2 separate regions of the Homo sapiens genome follow, and region 2 is linked to region 1. Evidence: chromatin contacts called from ENCODE Hi-C or POLR2A ChIA-PET data. All regions are on one chromosome and are shown on one strand. The core of a region is the stretch at or near the end of the contact, and the rest is flanking DNA. Distances in the headings are between cores, read along the strand shown. Region 1 has its middle 120 kb from the start of CEMIP2. Region 2 overlaps CEMIP2 (cell migration inducing hyaluronidase 2).

The links. A loop is a pair of places that touch in the nucleus more often than their neighbours do. ChIA-PET counts read pairs that join two places held with the same protein, here RNA polymerase II (POLR2A). Pooled maps may share reads with other maps.
Region 2: a map of PC-9 shows a loop between it and region 1 (2.8-fold over the local background). The contact joins two enhancer-like sites. A Hi-C loop is called at or near these places in 14 of 168 maps with a recorded cell type or tissue (CD4-positive, alpha-beta memory T cell, PC-3, PC-9 and 8 more) and 9 of 50 pooled maps. POLR2A ChIA-PET finds 5 or more read pairs at or near these places in 12 of 52 experiments (AG04450, BJ, CD4-positive, alpha-beta T cell and 8 more).

The regions. Positions count from the first base shown.
Region 1 is chr9:71,645,154-71,651,397 of GRCh38, reverse strand. No RefSeq gene overlaps it. Among named protein-coding and RNA genes, the nearest start is that of CEMIP2, 120 kb to the left of the region's middle. Within about 2 kb of position 4,022, at least 8 of the 41 ENCODE cell types and tissues checked have a DNase peak (open chromatin) inside an H3K27ac peak, as active enhancers do.
Region 2 is chr9:71,690,688-71,696,931 of GRCh38, reverse strand. It overlaps CEMIP2 (cell migration inducing hyaluronidase 2), which reads left to right. Exons shown (of 24, transcript NM_013390.3): 21 at 2,325-2,423. Among named protein-coding and RNA genes, the nearest start is that of CEMIP2, 75 kb to the left of the region's middle. RefSeq lists an enhancer at 5,758-6,244. Within about 2 kb of position 4,416, at least 3 of the 41 ENCODE cell types and tissues checked have a DNase peak (open chromatin) inside an H3K27ac peak, as active enhancers do.

The DNA.
Region 1 (6,244 bases), core at 2,773-5,272:
TCACTCCCAGCGTTATTTGGTTTCTGCCTCTTTTAGTTTACTAAGTTCTCTTGCCATTGCAAATTGACTGTCTTGTTTAGAAGTACAACGTTTTGACTTGGCTTCTTGGAAGTATTTCACAGAGCTGATCATTTCCTCTCATTTGAGTGTCTTTCTTCCCTTGATTTCAATTTTTTTGAAAAAACATATATTGAGGGACCAAATAGATACAATGTGTCAGAAAACCATTCTAGGTTCTACAGATGTGGAGATGTGTAAAAGTTGGACCATACCCTTGAGGGTTTTATAGGATGGGGCTTCGGTGTCAGGAGGAGACAGGTAATTGCTTTTCTGGAAAATGTGGTACCTGAACTGAGCCTTAAATCTTTTTTTTTTTTTTTTTTTTTTTTTGAGATGAGACCTCTGTCACCTAGGCTGGAGTGCAGTGGCAAAATCACGGCTCACTGTAGCCTCAACCTTCTGGGCTCAAAACTCCTGCCTTAGCCTCCTGTGTAGCTGGGACCATAGGTGCCTGCCACCACACCAGATCATTTTTGTAGGTTTTTTTTTCTTTTTTTTTTATAAAGACAGGATTTTGCTATGTTGCCCAGGCTGGTCTTGAATTCCTGGGCTCAAGTGATCCTCCCACTTTGGCCTCCCAAAGTGCTGGGATTACAAGAGTGAGCCACCATACCTGGCCACAAATCTTAAGTATTAATATGGTTTCCCACTCTTCTTATTTCCTTTCTATCTCTTTGGCTTTTCCTTTTTATTTCTCTTCTTTTTTGCTATTTATGGTCGCTAGTTGTCTTCGTTTATTTGCTGTTATAACAAAATTTACCTTGTATTGGATAATTTACAGACAACAGTTCTGGAGGCTAGGAAGTCCAAAATCAAGGTGTCAGCAGAGTCCATGTCTGGTGAGCACTTGCTCTCTGCTTCCAAGATAGTGCCTCTTGCTGTGTCTTCACATGGCCAAAGAGATGAAACTGTATCCTCACATGGTGGAGGAAGCAGAAGGGCAGAAGAGGTGAACTCACTCCCTCAAGCCCTTTTATAGAGACACTCATCCCACTCATGAGGGCAGAGCCCTGATGGCTTAATCACCTCCAGGTGGCCTCACCTCTTAATACCTTCACCTTGTGGTTTAAGTTCCAACATGTAAATTTTGGAGGGACACATACATGGAAACCATAGCATCAGTCTTTCCTCCTTGACTGTTTATTCTCTTCTCATTCCGCTGACTCCCTATATATGTCTGTGACCTTGATTACTACCTGTATTCTGCTAAGATCTGTCTCTCAAACTCCAAACTAGACACATTGCACCACTTTGAAACACTTTTGTCTGGCCTGGACATTTACTTTTATTTTTATTTTTTGAGACAGGGCCTCACGCTGTCACCCAGGCTGGAGTGCAATGGTGCAATCTTGGCTCACTGCAGCCTTGACCTCCCTGGGCTCAAGTGATCCTCCAGTCTCAGCCTCCCCAGTAGCTGGGACTAAAGGTACATGCCACCATGCCTGGCTAATTTTCATATTTTTTGTGAAGACGAGGTTTTGCCATGTTTCCCAGGCTGATCTCGAACTGTTGTGCTCAAGCAATCCTCCTGTCTTTGCCTCCCAAAGTGCTGGGATTATAGGCGTGAGCCACCACACCTGGTCTGGTCTGGACGTATCACAGGCAAATCAACCTAAGATATCTAAAACGAATAATTATTTAACCCCTTAAATCTATTCTTCCTCCTGTGCTTCCTGTTCATTGGATGGCACCACAGTCTTTAGATACCTAAGCCAAGAATTTAAGAGTCATCCTTGGACTCTTCTTTTTCTCTTATCTACCATGTCTATTTGGTCACCAAGAGCTATTGAGTTTGCTGCTTCACATCTCTCTCATAGCCCTCCACTTCTCTGCATTCCCACTGCTGTCTCCTCAGTTCAAACCTCCTTGTTCTCTACCCATTGTGTTTACCTCCTTCCATCTTCAGACTTCCCCACTTTAAGTCTTTCCATATCGCTCCTGCAGTGACCTCTCAAAGCACAAGTCTGGTCTCTTTATTCCCCTGATTAAAATCTTTCGATCACTCCCTATTGATATCAGGATGTTCTATAAACAGGTTGACCTGGCTTATAAGGCCCCACTGCTGGAACTTCCCTACCTTCTTCCTAATTTCCAACAAATACAACCACATGCGGCTGCTGGTAGACCAGGCTCCCTCATGTTTTTGTGCTTATGTGTTTATTGCTCCTTCTGCCTGGGAATTTTTTTTTTTTTTTTTTTTTTTTTTTGAGACAGAGTCTCGCTTTGTCATCCAGGCTGGAGTGCAGTGGTGCGATCTCGGCTCACTGCAAGCTCCGCCTTCCGGGTTCACCCCATTCTCCTGCCTCAGCCTCCCAAGTAGCTAGGACTACAAGTGCCCACCACCATACCCCGCTAATTTTTTTGTATTTTCAGTAGAGACTGGGTTTCACTGTGTTAGCCAGGATGGTCTCAGTCTCCTGACCTCGTGATCCACCTGCCTTGGCCTTCCAAAGTGCTGGGATTACAGGCGTGAGCCACTGTGCCTGGCCCTGCCTGGGATTTTTTTTGTCCACTTTCTTTACGTGAAAGTCACTTGCAAACTTCAGAAAAACTTCCCTGTCTCCTCCTTTCCCAGTTTAGCTCCCTCTGACCCACAGGTTCCCATAGTGGTATATGAATTCTTGTATCTAGCACTTAACACACCACACATTTATCACCAGTTGATCTGTCTGTAGTTTCTGCTTAGTCTCAGAAGTCCTTGAAGCTAGGGACTGTGTTTTTGTTCTCTGTGGGCTTATCTCCTAGAGTAGTGCCTGACACAAAGGCATAAGAAATGTACTCAACAAATGTGTGTGGAATGAATAAATGAATCCAGGCTTTCCTAAGCACCCATGGCCATCAACCCAACACTGATTCCTTTTTCCATCTGCATTGCAAAAATCAAGAAAAAGGGAAATAATAGAAAAAAGATAAAAAGATTTCTCAATCAAATGATAAATAAATGTCTGGAGAACAAGCAAATCTTGTATGAGGTTTTCAAAACAGTCTAGACTGACATCTAGAGCAAAACCATACAGAAAAATTCCTATTCGGCAAAATGGCATAAAAGATTATGAAAGAGCTTTTGGATAAGTTAAAAAATAGCAACTCAGTGAAAGAAATCCTGAATAGTGAGTTTGAAATTTATTAAAGGATACACGTTTTAAAATAGTCATAGGGGAAGCTTCTCAAAGACTGGAAAGATATCCTTAGGCAGATCTACTTAATGATGATAATAATTGTTGGCCAGGAGCTGTGGCTCACGCCTGCACTCCCAGCACTTTGGGAGGCTGAGGTGGGAGGATCACTGAGTCCAGAAGTTCAAGACCAGCCTGGGTAACATAGTGAGACCCCATCTCTACTAGAAAAAAAAAAATAGCCAGGTGTGGTGGTGCATGCCTGTGGTCCCAGCTATTTGGGAGGCTGAAGTGCGTGGATTGCTTGAGCCTGGGAAGTCAAGGCTGCAGAGAGCCCTGATAGTGCCACTGCACTCCAGCCTGAGTGACACAGCCAGACCCTGTCTCAAGAAAAGGTTATTATTGTTATTTTAGCTAACATATATGAGGATATTCTATGTACCAGGCATTATCCTCAGCATTTTGCATGCATTATCTCAACTAATCTTTACATAACACTATGAAGTATGCCTAACTATTTATGCCTAGGTTGCTGATGAAGAAACTAAGATCTTTGTATCCAGTTCAGCTGGATCAAAACCCAGTGCTTTCTGCCTTCCAATCAGGAGGTTTTTCCTTGGCTATAGAGCTCGACTTTCCAGGCAATGCACAGGCAGGGATGTGTGCTCCAGGGGCCACTCCAGTTCTCAGACAAGCTGCAGACACAGTCAAGGAACAGTTGGCAAGATCATGTATAATAGTGGACCAGAGGCGATGGAAGGAGCTCAACATTTTCACTTAATCCCACTTCTCGCTTTCCTGTGTGGTTTGTGGGTGTGAGTGCTGAAAATGAGCTTCCTCTGCAGGAGGAGGAAGTGGCGGGGCTCGGAGCCAGAATGACTCATCAAAACTCCCTAAGGAAGTCAGGACAACAGCGGGAAACTGAGCTTTCAACATCGGACATTCAGGTGGCTTCAACTGGACATGTATGCATGTGAGAAAGAGGGAGGGAATGAGAGGGGATGCAGTTTAACAAATGAATTATATGGGGAGTGAGTGCAGGAACCTGTCTTCATTTATTCTGAAGCTCCTCAGAATCTCAAGTTCACAGCTCAGCTCATGATAGACCTCTCCCCCTCTATCATGTATGTGCTTGATGAATTAGGAAGATTTTATGAACCAAACATTATGGGATCTAACCATCATACATTTCTATCATATTATTGATCCTTTTATAAAAATGAAAATATGGAGACTAAGAACAGTTATATAACTTGTTCAAGGCCACTCTGAAAATGAGAACTGGAGCTTAGGTCCCAGAGTAGCAGCCCCAATGGGGCACAGACTGAAGGGCTTGGCTTTTGCTGTCTTGTATTGACTTACAAGAGCCCACTGTTAAATATTTAGGAGTTTTCTTTTTTTTTTTTTTTTAATATTTAGGAGTTTTCAAGCCAGTTATTAAATCGTTAGTAGCTTGAAATCAGCATGGCATAAGTATTTATACTACAGAAATTTGTAAATGCTAGAGATGAGGACTCCCTTCCCCCCGACCCCTGCCCACCACCTGGAGACAGATTAGTGTGTCTAACCTGTCATTGTTCCCATGACTATCCCATAAAATAAAGTTTTTATTAAGTGTGACATCACAATCCACTTAGGAGCAGTTTTATTTAGAGCTTCACAGCATCCAACTAAAGCAACAACTTGTCATTTATAGGGCTAGATCCCTATAAATGATAGTTCCAGGGAGTAAGGAAGGTAAAGCTAGTAAGACAAACCAAAAGAGATGTTGCTTTCCTTGTATTTTATTTCTGTTGCAATGCTTTGAAACTTTCTTGTTTATTTACATATTTAAGATCTGTCTCCACAAGAAGGCAGAGGGAGAGATTTCATTTTTGGTGCTTCCCAGTTAGTCGTGTGAAAGAGAATCACAAAAATCTGCCTCTCAACAACAAATATAATCAAAACCAACAGTAAGCTCACCAGCTGCAGTCAAATGAGGAGAAGTTTCCAATTTCACTAACTGTGGAAACCTGGTAGCTAAAGAAAGACTCAGAAGACTCTACCATGGCTGGGCCTAGCATGGCATCTAACCCACACCCACCTTCCAGAGACAGCATGGGAGAGATGGGGAGTCCATAGAGTCCTGAACATTCTTGTCAAAATTCCCCAGTTTGTGGAGAAGGAGACTGAGGGGGTGAGTAGGAAGCCTAGGGAAAGTTAAGAGAAATGCTTAAGTATCATCGCAGGGTATCAGTAGAGAAAAGAAGGGCTTTCCAAGAAATTGGGCAGTAACATGAAGGCTCTGGGCACTCTTGCCCCATGGGAAAGGTTTTGGGGGACTGGCGCCAATAGCCAGGTGATATGCTGTCATACAGGATATTAAGAGAATCTCTGAAGAAATTAGCTGGGTGTGGTGGCTCATGTCTGTAAACCCAGACCTTTGGGAGGTCGAGGTGGGCGGATCACTTGAGGGCAGTTCGAGACCAGCCTGGCCAACATGGTGAAACCTTGTCTGTACTAAAAATACAAAAATTAGCCAGGTGTGGTGGTGCGTGCCTGTAATCCCAGCTACTCGGGAGGTTGAGGCACAAGAATCACTCGAACCCAGGAGGTAGAGGTTGCAGTGAGCTGAGATTGTGCCGCTGCACTACAGCCTGGGTGACAGAGTAAGACTATCTCAAAAACACAAACAAATAAACAAAAACTCTGAAGAAATAGAAGAGCTCATGTCTTCACATTGTGGATTGAGGCTGCTCAGAGCCCCAGCAGAAGGTTCTCCTGTTCCCTTGCACCACAGGCCACAGGAAGATGGGTCTAATACAACATTCACTCCTTCACCTGCTGCCCAGAGGGGAAAACAGCACAGTCTTAGATGAACTGCAAAGGGTGCCAATGAGGCCTGACTTGCAGTCTACCAGAGTAAAGAGAAGTTCTGGTTAGAGCTGTCAGCCTTAAACTTGTGTGAAACAACAACAACAACAAAAATCCAAGCGATGGTGCTAGATAAATTGAGAATAAGGAAGGAAAGAAGCAGGAAGGAAGGAAAAAGGAAGACAAAGAGAAAAAAAGGAAAAAAAGAAGGAAGG
Region 2 (6,244 bases), core at 3,167-5,666, 45 kb before region 1:
AAAATTACTTCCACTAGTAAGTTCCATATTTCTCTCTCTTTTTTTTTTCATTATTTATATCCATTCATGGCAGTAAGACCAGGAAGAAAGAGGTGGATTTATGTTTCCCACTAGAATGTATAAGTCTTTTTTTGTTTTGTTTTGCTTTTTGTTGTTGTTGTTGAGATGGAGTCTCTCTCTGTTGCCCAGGCTGGAGTGCAGTGGCATGATCTCGACTCACTGCAACTTTGCCTCCCGGGTTCAAGGGATTCTCCTCCCTCAGCCTCCTGAGAAGCTGGGACTACAGGTGCATGTGACCACACCTGGCTAATTTTTGTATTTTTACTAGAGATGGGGTTTTGCCATATCGCCCAGGCCAGTCTCTAACTCCTGACCTCAAGTGATCTGTCCGTCTCAGCTTCCCAAAGTACTGGGATTACAGGTGTAAGCCTCTGCACTGGCCAATTTTTTTTTTTTTTAATGGCAACTCTACTATCAGTCTTAGTCTCTCATATTTCTGAGCCACCTCTACTCTCTCATACAAGTAAAATCAAAAATCAACCAACCAGAGAAACCAACAACAACAAAAACAACCCTGTATATGAAAGTTATATGATTCCTTGCCAGGCTGATATAATAATCTGACTGTTAAAGTGACATTTTGAGGTAGTCTTTGTGGGGAAGTAAATTTTCCAGCCTAATTCTCAAGCTGGATTTGTTAAGACCCTTCAATACTGAAGAGACTTTGTATAATCTATAATAAACATTATAACTTATAAAAATAATTTAATTAACATTGGAAATATTCTAGGCCTATGTTGTTAAATGATTCCATGCACTCATACTTAGCATTCTTTATCTTTTGTGCATGAAGCATTGATCAGAATTCATTTTTTTAAAATGTATTGATTACTGACTTTGTGCAGTTGCAAAGTAGTTGAAGTCGCTGGGAACATCGCTTTTACTTGAAAATTTGTGGGTAATTTTTTTTTTCTTAAATATAGAGGCGGGGTCTCACTATGTTGCCTAGGCTGGTCTCAAAGTCCTGGGCTCAAGCGATCCTCCCACTTTGGCCTCCCAAATTGTTGGGATTACAGATGTGAACCACCATGCCCGGCCTAATTTTTGTTCTGACTGTCAAAACCAAACACATTTATATTAGGAGTAAATAGGAAAATTCACAGGAATTTTTGACCCCAAACTTGGAGACTTCAAAGAACTACCCAGCTTCCGACTTGGGATCATTTTGACTGTTTATTTTTTGTTTTTTGTTTTTTTTGAGATGGAGTCTCACTCTGTCGCCCAGGCTAGAGAGCAGTGGTACGATCTCAGCTCACTGCAACCTTCATCGCCCAGGCTCAAGCAATTCTCCTGCCTCAGCCTCCCAAGTAGCTGGAACTACAGATGTGTACCACCTGCCTGGCTGATTTTTGTATTTTTAATAGAGGCTGGAGTTCGCCATGTTGACCAGGCTGGTCTTGAACTCCGGACCTAAGGTGATCCACCCATCTCAGCCCCCCAAAGCGCTGGGATTACAGGCATGAACTACCATGCCCGGCTGATTGTTTATTCTTGCAGGGAAGTTTTTAACATTGGTTTATATGGACAGTGTACCTCTAAGTGTTAAATTGTGTGAGAGTTAAGTGTTTTTGAATGAGAAGAGAGCCCTTAGGGAGGAGACAGGTTTTGGAGACTGGGAGTAATTTGGAGGAGTACAGGGAAAAGGGAAGGGCATTCCTGGGAAGGGAACAGCATCAGCAAAGGCAGAGTGGCAAGGAAGAGGGTGGAGTGCTTGTGGGAAAGTGAGGCCCTGCCTGAGTGTAACAGCACAGGGAAAAATAGGGGCCTGTCTATAAGGCACAACTCTGTTTATGGAATGCCTTGCAGGTCACAAAGAGGAGTTGAGACCTGCTCATGTTCAAAGTTAGTAAACGTTTCTTAACAGGGTAGTCCTTGTTATCTACACTTCTTTCCTCATTCCTAGAGTGACTGAGGGACCATGGTCTGAAAAAAACTTTAAAAAATATTTGTGCCTGTTTTTCCATAAAATGTTTACAAAGATTTAAATATAAATATAAAGCACATTTATTTAATCAGTTATGGAACTGAAGTGAACAACAAGAATAATATTTATTTGAAACTGGGATTGCTCCAGAAAATGAGGAACAAATATATACTTACTGTGTTAAGAATATCAAGATGGAATTCTAGGTCATGAAATATGTACAAAAAGTTCAGAATAAGAAATACAACCACTGGCTTTAATTATAATTAACTTTATATTGAGGGAACCTTTTGGAGGAAGGTAAGAGTTGCCATAAATATGGAACTTCTTCTCTGTCTAGGTGGTGTTTACTAGTGATCCTCATAAAAGTTACCTCCCTGTGCAATTCCAGTCACCTGATAAAGCAGAAACCCAGCGTGGAGACCCGTCTGTTATTTCTGTAAGTACCATCTGGTGTTGTCTTAGTCTGTTCTAGGTGGTATAACAAAATGCCATAAACTAGGTAGCTTATAAACAACAGAAATTGGCTGGGTGCGGTGGCTCACACCTGTGATCCCAGCACTTTGGGAGGCCAAGGTGGGCAGATCATAAGGTTAGATCGAGACCATCCTGGCTAACATGGTGAAACGCTGTCTCTACTAAAAATACAAAAAATTAGCTGGGCGTAGAGGCGGGTGGGTGCCTGTAGTCCCAGCTACTCGGGAGGCTGAGGCAGGAGAATGGCCTGAACCCGGGAGGCGGAGACTGCAGTGAGCTGAGATCGCGCCACTGCACTCCAGCCTGTGCAACAGAGTGAGACTCTGTCTCCAAAATAAATAAATAAATAAATAAATAAATAAATAAATAAAAATAAACAACAGAAATTTATTTCTCACAGTTCTGGAGGCTGGAAAGTCCAAGGGCAAGGCACCAGCAAATTGAGTGTCTGGTGAGCCTGGTTCATAGATGGTGCCTTCTTACTGCGTCCTCACAGGGTAGAACGGTCCAGGGGTCTCTCTCAGCCTTCTTTTATAACAGCACTGATCCCATTCATGGGGGTTACACTGTTGTGTCCTGATCACTTCCCAAAGATTCTACCTGCTAATACTGTTACCTTGGAGATTAGGATTTCAACATAGAAATATTTGGCAGGACACAGACATTCAGACCAAAGCAGATGTGTACACCGTCACAGCTTCTTGCTTTTATCTTCTATCTTGGTGACATGAATTACTTCTGGCTATAGTCACTGGTTTGTCATCACATTTTCTATTGTTGGTAGCAAGCAATACAATAGAGGTATAAATAACTCCTAAACATTTGTGTTTTTAAATACATTTAAGAAATGTTTTTTTCCTGAGTAGATTGTGTTTATTCATTAACCTTATTCTTTGAAACTTAAAATAAGCTTCAAGATTGTTTAAGATATGGGAAATGAAAGTTTTAACATCTCTTCGGCCTTTTATTTTAAGGTTGCCTCTTCTCTATTTTTTCAGTTGAGGAAAATGAAGATGCAAAGTGTTAGTTGTCTTTTCTAAGTGGCTTGATGGAAGTATAGACATGAGTTGCAGTGTCAACACTAGCATTTGCGCATAGAGCAAGGTTAGCCACTGAGAACCAGGTCTCAGCATGTGGCCTGTCCAAAATCAGGTTGACCTAGGTGCCACCATACAAAGAACTCTTTGGGTGACAGGTATCCAGCCTTTCAGGTAATACTCAGCCAAGGCCTGTGCCATCTCATGTGGTCTTTTTAGGGGCTTGGTTTTTTTAGTGGTGGGCAACATAATCACAAATCCACATATATGTGGAGAAAATTAAATTTTACTTTTTTTCTTAATTTTTTTATTGTCATAAAGTACACATAAACTTTACTATCTTAACCATTCTCAAGTGGGCAGTTCAGTGGCATGAAGTCCATTCATATTGTTGTACAACCATCACTACCATCCAGCTCCGGAACTTAAGTTCTACTTCCCAACTCTGAATTAAGACTATCCCTATGTAACTGTAGCTCAAAGACTCTTGGTTTTTGTTGTTGTTGTTGTCGTTTGTTTGTTTGTTTGTTTTTGAGACAGGGTCTCCCTCTTCACCCAGGCCAGAGTGCAGTGGCGCAATCTCGGCTCACCGCACCCTCCACCTCCCAGGCTAAATTGATCCTCCCACGTAGCTGGGACTAAAGGCACATGCTTTAGTCCCACTTGGTTAAGTTTTAAAATATTTTTTATAGAGATGGAGTCCCACTGTGTTGCTCAGGCTAGTCTTGAACTCCTGGGCTCAAGTGATCTTCCTGCCTTGGCCTTCCAAAGTGCTGGGATTACAGGTGTGAGCCACCACACCAGGTTAAAGTTTCTTCAAGTCTGTGTTTATGCTTGTTCCCCTCCTTTAGCAGTCCTGCATTTTGTAATACACCCGTGATGTAATTTTATTGGCATGAAATTTGCTAGCTCAGCATCTGAATGCAGTCAGCTGCATGAGGAACCTGATCCCAGCCTGTTAGCATGGTAACTGGTGGGAGTTGCATGAGGGAAGCAGGTGGGTGCTGAGTCTCACTGTTCTAGTAGTTTACTAGGTAATAGAGAGAGAGAGAGAGAGAGAGAGAGAGATGGGGGGTAGAGAGAGAGAGAGAGAGAGATGGGGAGAGCGTTTTGCCAAAAAAAAAAAAAAAAAAAAATATCAGGCAGGCTATGCCCCAGAGTCTGAAAACATTGTTTGACTCTGTTGTTACACACTGGGTGCCTGGGACTCTAGAAAAGTCATATTTATCCCCAATGCTTTTTACATTCATTATCTGAAAACTCTTCCCTAAGATCTGGGATTGCATTAGGGGTTTTTGGTTGTTTTTTTTTTTCTTTTTTTTTTTAAGATAGAGTCTCGCTCTGTCATCCAAGCTGAAGTGCAGTGGCTTGATCTTGGCTCACTGCAACCTCTGCCTTCTGGGTTCAAGAGATTCTCCAGCCTCAGCCTCCCGAGTAACTGGGATTACAGGTGCTAGGCACCATGCCCAGCTAATTTTTTTATTTTTAGTAGAGATGGGGTTTCACCATGTTGGCCAGGGGGCTGGTCTTGAACTCCTGACCTCAGGTGATCCACCCTCCTCAGCCTCCCAGAGTGTTGGGATTACAGGCATGAGCCACTGCACCCAGCTGCTTTGGGGCTTTTTTTTTAAGACAGTGTCTTGCTATGTTGCCCAGGTTGACCTTGAACTCCTAGACTCAGGTGACCCTTCTACCTCAGCCTCCCAAGTAGCTGAGATCACAAGCATGGGCCACAGTACCTTGCTTTGCTTTAGTTTTCATGGAAAGTATTGTGGGTTTTTTAAGCAACAGGCTTTGGGGATACTTTTCATGGGGGCAGTCTGAATATGTTGAGGACTGTTGGGTATTTTTTTTCTTAAGTGTACCTCAATTTTAAGTAGTGAGATTTAAAAACATAAGGAAATCATATCTAGTCTTTCCACATATAAAATTTACTTCAAATGCTTCCAGAACTATTTTCACTGGATTGGTGCAATTAGCTAAAGGGCTTTTTTATTTATTTATTTTTTTTTTCCTGAGACAGAGTCTCACTCTGTCACCCAGGCTGGAATGCAGTGGCACCATCTCCGCTCACTGCAGCCTCCACCTCCTGGGTTCAAATGATTCTCCTGCCTCACTCCCAAGTAGCTGGGATCACAGGCATGCACCACCACGCCCGGTGTATCTCTAAGTAGAGATGGAGTTTCACCTTGTTGGTCAGGATGAACTCCTAACCTCAGGTGATTCACCCACCTCAACCTCCCAAAGTGCTGGGATTGGATTACAGGCGTAAGCCACCACACCTGGCCTTAAAGTGCCATTTTGAATACCAGTGAGATCAAAAGTGATTAGAAGTAAAATTTAAATATTATAATTTCCCCAGGCATGGACAGGTGTAGTGGTAAGAACATTTCTCCTTTGTTAGCCTTTAGCATACTTTATAATTTTACACCTTATAAACAGGAACAGTGCCTATGGGTTTAATTAGTGCTTAGTTGTTTTGTTTTGCTCCTTCATTTTTGGCTGAGAAATTAATGATATTTGGAAATATCTGGAGTTCCTTTTTCTTGAAAAGGTCACAAACCACTGATTTAAAGAGGATGACTTTGAAAATTTAGCTCACAATAGTTGTGAAATAAATGTAGTAGTACTTTGTAGCTTAAATTCCGGTAAAATTATCACTTTGTCATTTTGATCTCAGAGGAGAGCTATTATTTGTAGCAAACTACAAATATAAACTAACGTGGAATTCCTGTGGATCAAGGCA